2 separate regions of the Homo sapiens genome follow, and region 1 is linked to region 2. A link is a contact called in ENCODE Hi-C data. All regions are on one chromosome and are shown on one strand. Each heading gives the region's core, a stretch centred on a gene start or an enhancer-like site at or near the end of the contact. The rest is flanking DNA. Distances are from core to core; before and after follow the strand shown. Region 1 holds the start of UBE2E1 (ubiquitin conjugating enzyme E2 E1). Region 2 has its middle 270 kb from the start of UBE2E2-DT.

Region 1 (3,925 bases), core at 708-3,207, 880 kb after region 2:
AAAGAAAAAATTCACCTACTGTCCTGATCACTTCAGCAAATCAAACCTTTTATTTTCCTGTGATCTCTGCTAGTTCTTGTCTTTATAACACATGATTTTTTTACTGGTTGTATTCATAATGTAGACATATATTTTTAAGTATCAGAAATCCAAATTTTCATAGGAGGAAATTTCAATTTTAATAACTATTTTTAGATTATTTTCCTCATCCTGAGTTTATTTCATCTTCTTATTGTTTTCTTCTGAATTTACATCTTTTCATCAGAACAAAAAGAATACAATCAGTTTTTCAGAAGTTTAAAAAATTTTTTCAAATATATAGCAAAGAATGTCATCATTTTTATATACTCTACCAGGACTCCTGAAACCAAACACTTAAGAAAGGTTATGTCTGGAAATTTTTTCAAAATCTATATGCATTTCAGTGGTGGAGAAATAGTTCTGTCTGGAAGCAGGAGGCTGAAATTATGACCCTGAAGATTTCTTCCAGCTTTTGAACTTCTTATTCTATGACAACTCCTGGTAGATACAGGTTTCCTGGTAGGGATTGAGCAAGAAGCATGCACAATTACTTTATGAGTCTTGATAAAGCTGGAATTTCAGGTTGATGGTTAGAAGGAGTTCGGCTGGGTCGTGAGAATGCTTGTTTTCCTGGTTACTGGATATGCCATGGGCTGTATATCTTGTGTTGTCCTGTGGTAACTGAAGCCACTGTTGCTGTGGAAAATGATGGCAGTTTGAATGAGATAATTTAGAGTGACCTATGGAAATCTGAGGCTGTCTCCTTAATGTACAAGACCTTGTATGTGTGGCACTGTTGTATTTGAATGGCACACATCTCTTTAGTTCCCTTCAACTGAAATGACAAAAGGTGAGAAACTGAATCGTAATTTGATGGCTTAATATTAAAAAAAAATTGGCAAAAATGCTAAATAAGGAACAATTCAGAAGAATTGCTGATCATTTCAAAAATATTATTTGCATAGCATTTATAGGTAGCTAAAGAAAGAGAAAAATGGCTTAATATTTTAAAAATAATTTGGTCAATTTAGCGATCTGGGGATTCTGCGATCCCCAGAACTTTGCATCCAATTTCCAAAAACCAAACCTTACATCTAATGTAAAATGACACAAAAAATTCTAAATCCAGTCTAATTCAGTAGTATATAGCTTATTCCCAGTGATGTCTCACATTCGCAAGCCCGTTACACGTTGGTTTTACCTGTCACCAAAACCTTTGTATCACTCTTATAAAAAACCACATCACTTTCTATAAAAAGTGAGTGGAAGAATCTAATATTGTAAAACTGCACGTGCCTCGCGTGACCTGAGCAGAAAATTCCTAGTTTGGGATTTTCTCACAGGCATACCTAAACTGACCTCTGCTCCTAGCAGGTAAATTGCTAGAAGGAGAAGCAAGTGTCAGTCCAAAGAAAACCCTTGTTGTGTGATTTTTTTTTTCTCTTTAATCGCTTTTTAGGTGGAGTACCCGCTGCATTCTCTAAAGTCTTTGCCACCACCAGATTACCAACGTTTTCACCAATTTGCCACCTCCCTACTCCTCTCCTTTCCAAAAGCCCTCATTGGAAAGAACTTTCTCTCGTGACCCCCCTATTCCATCTAGTTCCAATCACTCCCAGCGCCCCCCATCTCCATCGGCTTCCCCTCTCCCGCCCAGAATCCAGGTTCCCAAACCACTTAAGAGAAAATTCACAACCCTCGCCCCCTTCCCGGGCGTCCGGAGGAGGCGCTGGGGTGGGGGTGTCTGTGGGGGACAGGGTTTCCTGGGGTCTCCTGGGTCTTCCTCGCGCACCCCCAGGAGGTGTTGCAGGGGGAGGGGAGCGCGGGTGGGTGGGACCGGGCCGGGTGGGGGAGGGGTGAGGGCGAGGAGGAGGAGGAGGAGGAGGCGGCGGCGGAGGAGTGGTGTGTGTGCGAGCGTGTGTGGCTGGGGGAAGCCATTGCCTGTTTAATAGTTGCTGTTGCTGCACTTCCGCTTCTCTCCCAGCGAGAGAGAGACACGAGTGGCCAGGCCCAGCCGCAGCCGCAGCAGCAGCCGCCGCGGCGGCACGGAGGAGCCAGACACAAAGAGAGGTACGGGGATCCCCCCAGCGGCCCGCCGCCCCCCGGCCGCGCCGCCGGGCCTCGGGGACACCCCTCGCCGCCTCCCCCGACTCGCGCCGCCGGGGCCGCCGGGCCGCAGGGCACGGGGCCGGCGCGGGGGGGGAGCGGAGAGGGGCTGGGGAGCCCCAGGGGTCCGGGGCCCGCCCGCGGGGGATGGGCAGGGACCCCGGGCCGCGTGGGGTGCGGGGGCCGCCCGCATTGAGGACGGGGGTCATTGTGGCTCGAACTGTCAGCGCTGCCCCAAGAGCCCCCCACTGGCCACCGAGGGGCCCGGGAGCGGGGGTGGGAGGGAGTTGGGGGAGCCCCGTTTTCCCCAGGGGCGGGGGTTCGCGGGGATTAACCCCTCCGGGGCGGAAGGGCTCATTGTTATGTCTTCGCTGCGGAGGCCGACCCCCCCATTCCCCGCCGCAGCCCCTATCCCCCTACAGGAGTGGCGATCGGGCGTGTGCTCCGGACCCCCGCCCGGCCGCATAGCTGTGAGCAGGGCGGCCAGAGGCAGGCAGGCCGGGAGGGGCGTCGGGGCGCGGCGCGGGGGGGCCTCGGGCCTCGTCGCCCCTGCCCCCCGCCGGCCTCTCCCTTCCCCCACCCGGGCACCCGCTCCCCGCCTCCGTCCCCCTGTTTCGGCTTCCTCTCTTACTCCTTCCCGCCCCTCCTCTCTTCCCGACCTCGCCAAACTCCGCTCGTGGCCCCACAGTCTCACCCGGGCCACCGGCCCCTCACGACCCCCGGAAAGCGGACAAAAACAGCCCCGAGGCCGGCCGGCCGCCGGGACCTTCCCTCCCTGCCCCGCCGTGGCGCCCCGCGCCCCCCGCCCTGCCCTCCTTCGCCTCCCGGGCTACTCCCTCCCTGCCCAGCGGAGAGCCCCGGGGGGCGAGGGAGGGGCCTCTCTCCTAGCTCCAGACCGTTTTCCCACAGCGTTCCCCACTTGGGGCCAAAAATAAACAAGCCGCGTCCGATTTGCAAAAGCCTTAATGGGCCTGCAGACTTTGAAAAGCGAGTGGAGGGCGGTGGGCGGCCGCGTGCGCCCCTGGTCAATGCCCTCCTGACAGCACCCGAGTTCCTTATTTACACTGGCTGCATGGTTTGTGTGTTTCTGTTTTGTTTCTCTCCCCCTGCAGGGGCTGTTTGCGGGGTGGGGTGGGGGGTTCGCTATGTCGGATGACGATTCGAGGGCCAGCACCAGCTCCTCCTCATCTTCGTCTTCCAACCAGCAAACCGAGAAAGAAACAAACACCCCCAAGAAGAAGGAGAGTAAAGTCAGCATGAGCAAAAACTCCAAACTCCTCTCCACCAGCGCCAAGAGGTACTGTGCTCTTTTTTTTTTCCACAGGCTTCCTATTTCCGAACTGCCTCTTGCTGCATTTGGTCTGCCTCCCAATGAGGATAGCTTAAACGCTCCTCATGGTTTATGTGTTCTTAAAAATGAAAGAAGGGCCTTGGAAGCCCTAATTATTTTCTCTATTGCTGCTTCTGTTTTTAAATCATTGCTCACATGCAGCTGTTGCGGCTTGCCTCTCGCATTTCTTGCTGAAGTTTGTAAGATTCCTCGTTACTTTTATTAGTGACCCCCAAATCTGATTTCAGATTTCTTGTCCTACTAATGGTTAATCTGTGACCTTCCCCAAGGCCATGATCCCATTTCTTAATTACTAATACCAGCCCAGAGAACTGCATCAAAATGAATTCTGTGACCATTTTACCTTCTCCTCACCTGTTGCATGGATGATCTTTTCTAAATAGAGCTTTCTTCACAAATTGCATAAGGAATAAGAAACTCATATTAGCAGGTACAAAATTTAGTAGG
Region 2 (3,477 bases), core at 142-2,641:
AATAGGTTCAATATGTTCCCAATAAAATCCCAGCAATGTAGAAATTGACAAACACATTCTAAAATTCATATGAAAACACTAAGGACTCAGGGGAGGCAAAACAACTTGGAAAAAGAACAAAGTTGGAGAATTAACACTACCTCATTTCAAAACTTATTATAAAGCTACGATAATCAAAATAGTGGGATTAATATAAAGGTAGACAAATTCATCTGTGAAACAGAATGAAATATACAGAAACAGACTCATCCATATAGGAGCAGTTGATTTTTCACAAAGATACAAAGAAAAGTCAGTGAAGAAAGGACAGTCTTTTTGACAAATGATGCTCGGAAAATCGATGTCCATTCACACACACACACTGAAAAGAATTCATACCCCAGCTACATACAAATGTACAAAAAATAATTCAAAATGGATCTGTAAAAATCTTCTAGAAGAAAATAAAAGTTTTCTAGATACCACAAAGATTTTCTAGATTTTCTAGGCAAAGATTTTCTAGATACCACATCAAAAGCACAATCTATATAAGAACAAACTGGACTTCCTCAAAATTAAAAATTTTGCTCTTCAAAAAATACTGTAAAGAGAATAAACAGAAGCCACAACTTAGGAAAAAAATTGCAAACTGTGCTTCTTATAAGGGGCTTGTATTTAGAATTTATGAAGAATTTATAAAGAATCATATATTGCTGGTGTGGCAGGCCAATTCTCCCTGGCTATCACACAGACAGGCCTGCATGACAGTCACACAGACAGGCCTGCATAGCAACCCAGTTACACAGACAAATTTCCACTGCGCTGCCTTCACATTGAGCAAATAGTTAAACCTAGGGAAATCGGTGCCCAGACATCAAAGCTAGAAATGAAACACATGGTCAGTAGGAGGCTTGCATGGGCTTCTCCTTCGCTGGAGCAAGCCAAAATAATAAACAGTTTTACATTCCCAGTGCCAGGACCTGTCTTGGGTCAACAAAATCTGAGACAAGTCAAGGTAACAGAGGCAGCTGTTTGAATAGATTCAATGGAGAGTCTAAGGCAGCTCTCCAGACCAAGCTGTAAAGGAGATAAGATAGAAATAATCACTGCAGTACCACAATAGGCAGGCCTTGAATGTACTGGGGCCCTTTTAATCGGACTTAGCAAGCATTTTTTGCCTCTGACCTAGTTGGAACAAAATTAGTTACCAATAGACTTAGGCGAATGCTATGCTATAGGTACATAACCCCAATCTATATAAGGACTAAGAAAATTGTAACACTTTGAGTTGGTCTAGTGGAATTACCTCTGGCCTTCTCACTGTATCCAGTTACAGTAATAAATTCCCTTCTTCCTAGTTTGTCTGCTTCTCATTATTGGGACTTGAGAAAATGCAGCCGGACCCGGCTTCGTTCCAGGAACACTAGCAGGAATGTAAAATGGTATAACCACTCTGAAAAACAATTTGACAGGTTCTTAAACAGTTACACAAACACTACCATATGATCCAGCCATTCCATTCCTAGGTATTTTACCAAGAGAAAAGAAAGCATATGTCTACACAAACACTGTACATTGATGTTCATAACAAATTAATTTATGATAATCGAAAGCTGGAAACAACCTAGCTGTCCATCAACAGGTGAATGAATAAACAAACTAGTATATCTGCACAATGGAATTCTCCTCATTAATGAAAATGAACCCACTACATTCAATAGTAGTTGATTCCTACTGCAACATGAATGAATCTCAATATAAGTATGCTGACTGAAGAAGAACAATTAACAAAGAGTACATACTGTATGATTGCTTCCTATAAAATGCTAGAAAATGAGAACATAGAATATAGAGACAGAAAGCAGATCGGTCATTGCCTTGGGTTAGGGGTGAGGGAGGGAGAGGTGACAGGACAAGATTGCAAAGGGGCGTGATGGCTATCCTCAATATCTTGATTGTGGTGATGGTTTCATGGGTGCACGTTTACATCAAAACTTAGGAAATTGTACTCTTTAAATATGCACTGCTCATCTTCTGTCAATTATACTTTAATAAACCATTTTTATAACCTAAAATCTACATCTCAAATACTGCCTTCTCATTTAGTGGGACTTTGCCCCATACACCCTCCTCATCACATGCTTCTCATGTCAGAGTTAGTAAATACTACATACAAACAAGAAGAGGAGTTATGCAACTGGGAAGCACTTGGACACTCATCTCCAGAAAGGGTGAAGACCAATAATCTACCACAACCATATCTCAGTGGGTATATACAAAATTCCAGTTCAAGATAAGGTCACATACATTATACCTAACAAGTCTGGATGGAGACATAGCTTCAGAAAGACAGAATAGGCCAAGAAGAACCTAGATGCAAGGTGTTAATGAGAAAACCAAAGGCAATGACCAACATGAAAAATGGAGCCAACAAGAGTCATGCAAAAAAGACAGATCCAAGTCTACTGAATGGGGCTCAGGTCTAATTACATTAGTATTACAGTGTCTGCAAATTTACTTTAAAATACTTCATCAAGGTTATCATGATATTATGAGTTTATGCTTTAAATCTAGAGGCAGCCAGTTGCCCTGAGAATTCAAACTTTAAGGAAGATAAGCAGGTATTCTATTAGAAGTGCCATGCTCCATGGTACTGGTACCAAAACAGATATATAGACCAATGGAACAGAACAGAGACCTCACAAATAACACCACACATCTACAACCATCTGATCTTCAACAAACCTGACAAAAACAAGCAATGGGGAAAGGATTCCCTATTTAATAAATGGTGCAGGGAAAACTGGCTAACCAACTGCAGAAAACAGAAACTGGACCCCTTCTTTACACATTATACAAAAATTAACTCAAGATGGATTAAAGACTTAAATGTAAAACTCAAAACCATAAAAACCCTAGAGGAAAACCTAGGCAATATCATTCAGGACATAGGCATGTGCAAAGACATCGTGGCTAAAACACCAAAAGCAATTGCAACAAAAGCCAAACTTGAAAAATAGGATCTAATTAAACTAAAGAGTTTCTGCACAGCAAAAGAAACTATCATCAGAGTGAACAGGCAACCTACAGAATGGGAGAAAATTTTCGCAGTCTACCCATATGACAAACATCTAATATCCAGAATCTACAAGGAAATTAAACAAATTTACAAGAAAAAAAACAATCCCATCAAAAAGTGGGCAAAGGATATGAAGAGACATTTCTCAAAAGAAGACATTTATGTGGCCAATAAACATGAAAAAAAGCTCATCATCACTGGTCACTAAAGAAATGCAAATCAAAACCACAGTGAGATACCATCTCACTCCAGTAAGAATGGCGATTATAAAAAAGTCAGGAGACAATAGATGCTGGCGAGGCTGTGGAGAAATAGGAACACTTTTACACTGTTGGTGGGACTGTAAACTAGTTCAACCACTGTGGAAGACAGTGTGGCAATTCCTCAAGAATCTAGAACCAGAAATACCATTTGACTCA

The links. A loop is a pair of places that touch in the nucleus more often than their neighbours do. Pooled maps may share reads with other maps.
Region 1: a map of OCI-LY7 shows a loop between it and region 2 (2.8-fold over the local background). The contact joins the promoter of UBE2E1 here to the enhancer-like site in region 2. A Hi-C loop is called at or near these places in 4 of 168 maps with a recorded cell type or tissue (MCF 10A, OCI-LY7, chondrocyte and 1 more), 20 of 37 single-sample maps with no recorded cell type and 13 of 50 pooled maps.

The regions. Positions count from the first base shown.
Region 1 is chr3:23,803,998-23,807,922 of GRCh38, forward strand. It overlaps UBE2E1 (ubiquitin conjugating enzyme E2 E1), which reads left to right and starts at 1,958. Exons shown (of 6, transcript NM_003341.5): 1 at 1,958-2,091; 2 at 3,240-3,424. The coding sequence starts at 3,273. UBE2E1-AS1 (UBE2E1 antisense RNA 1) reads right to left here and starts at 2,908. Exons shown (of 2, transcript NR_046652.1): 1 at 2,822-2,908; 2 at 27-717. RefSeq lists silencers at 1,894-2,003, 2,084-2,213, 2,404-2,703, 2,904-3,083 and an enhancer at 3,384-3,473.
Region 2 is chr3:22,927,551-22,931,027 of GRCh38, forward strand. No RefSeq gene overlaps it. Among named protein-coding and RNA genes, the nearest start is that of UBE2E2-DT, 270 kb to the right of the region's middle. Within about 2 kb of position 1,392, at least 3 of the 41 ENCODE cell types and tissues checked have a DNase peak (open chromatin) inside an H3K27ac peak, as active enhancers do.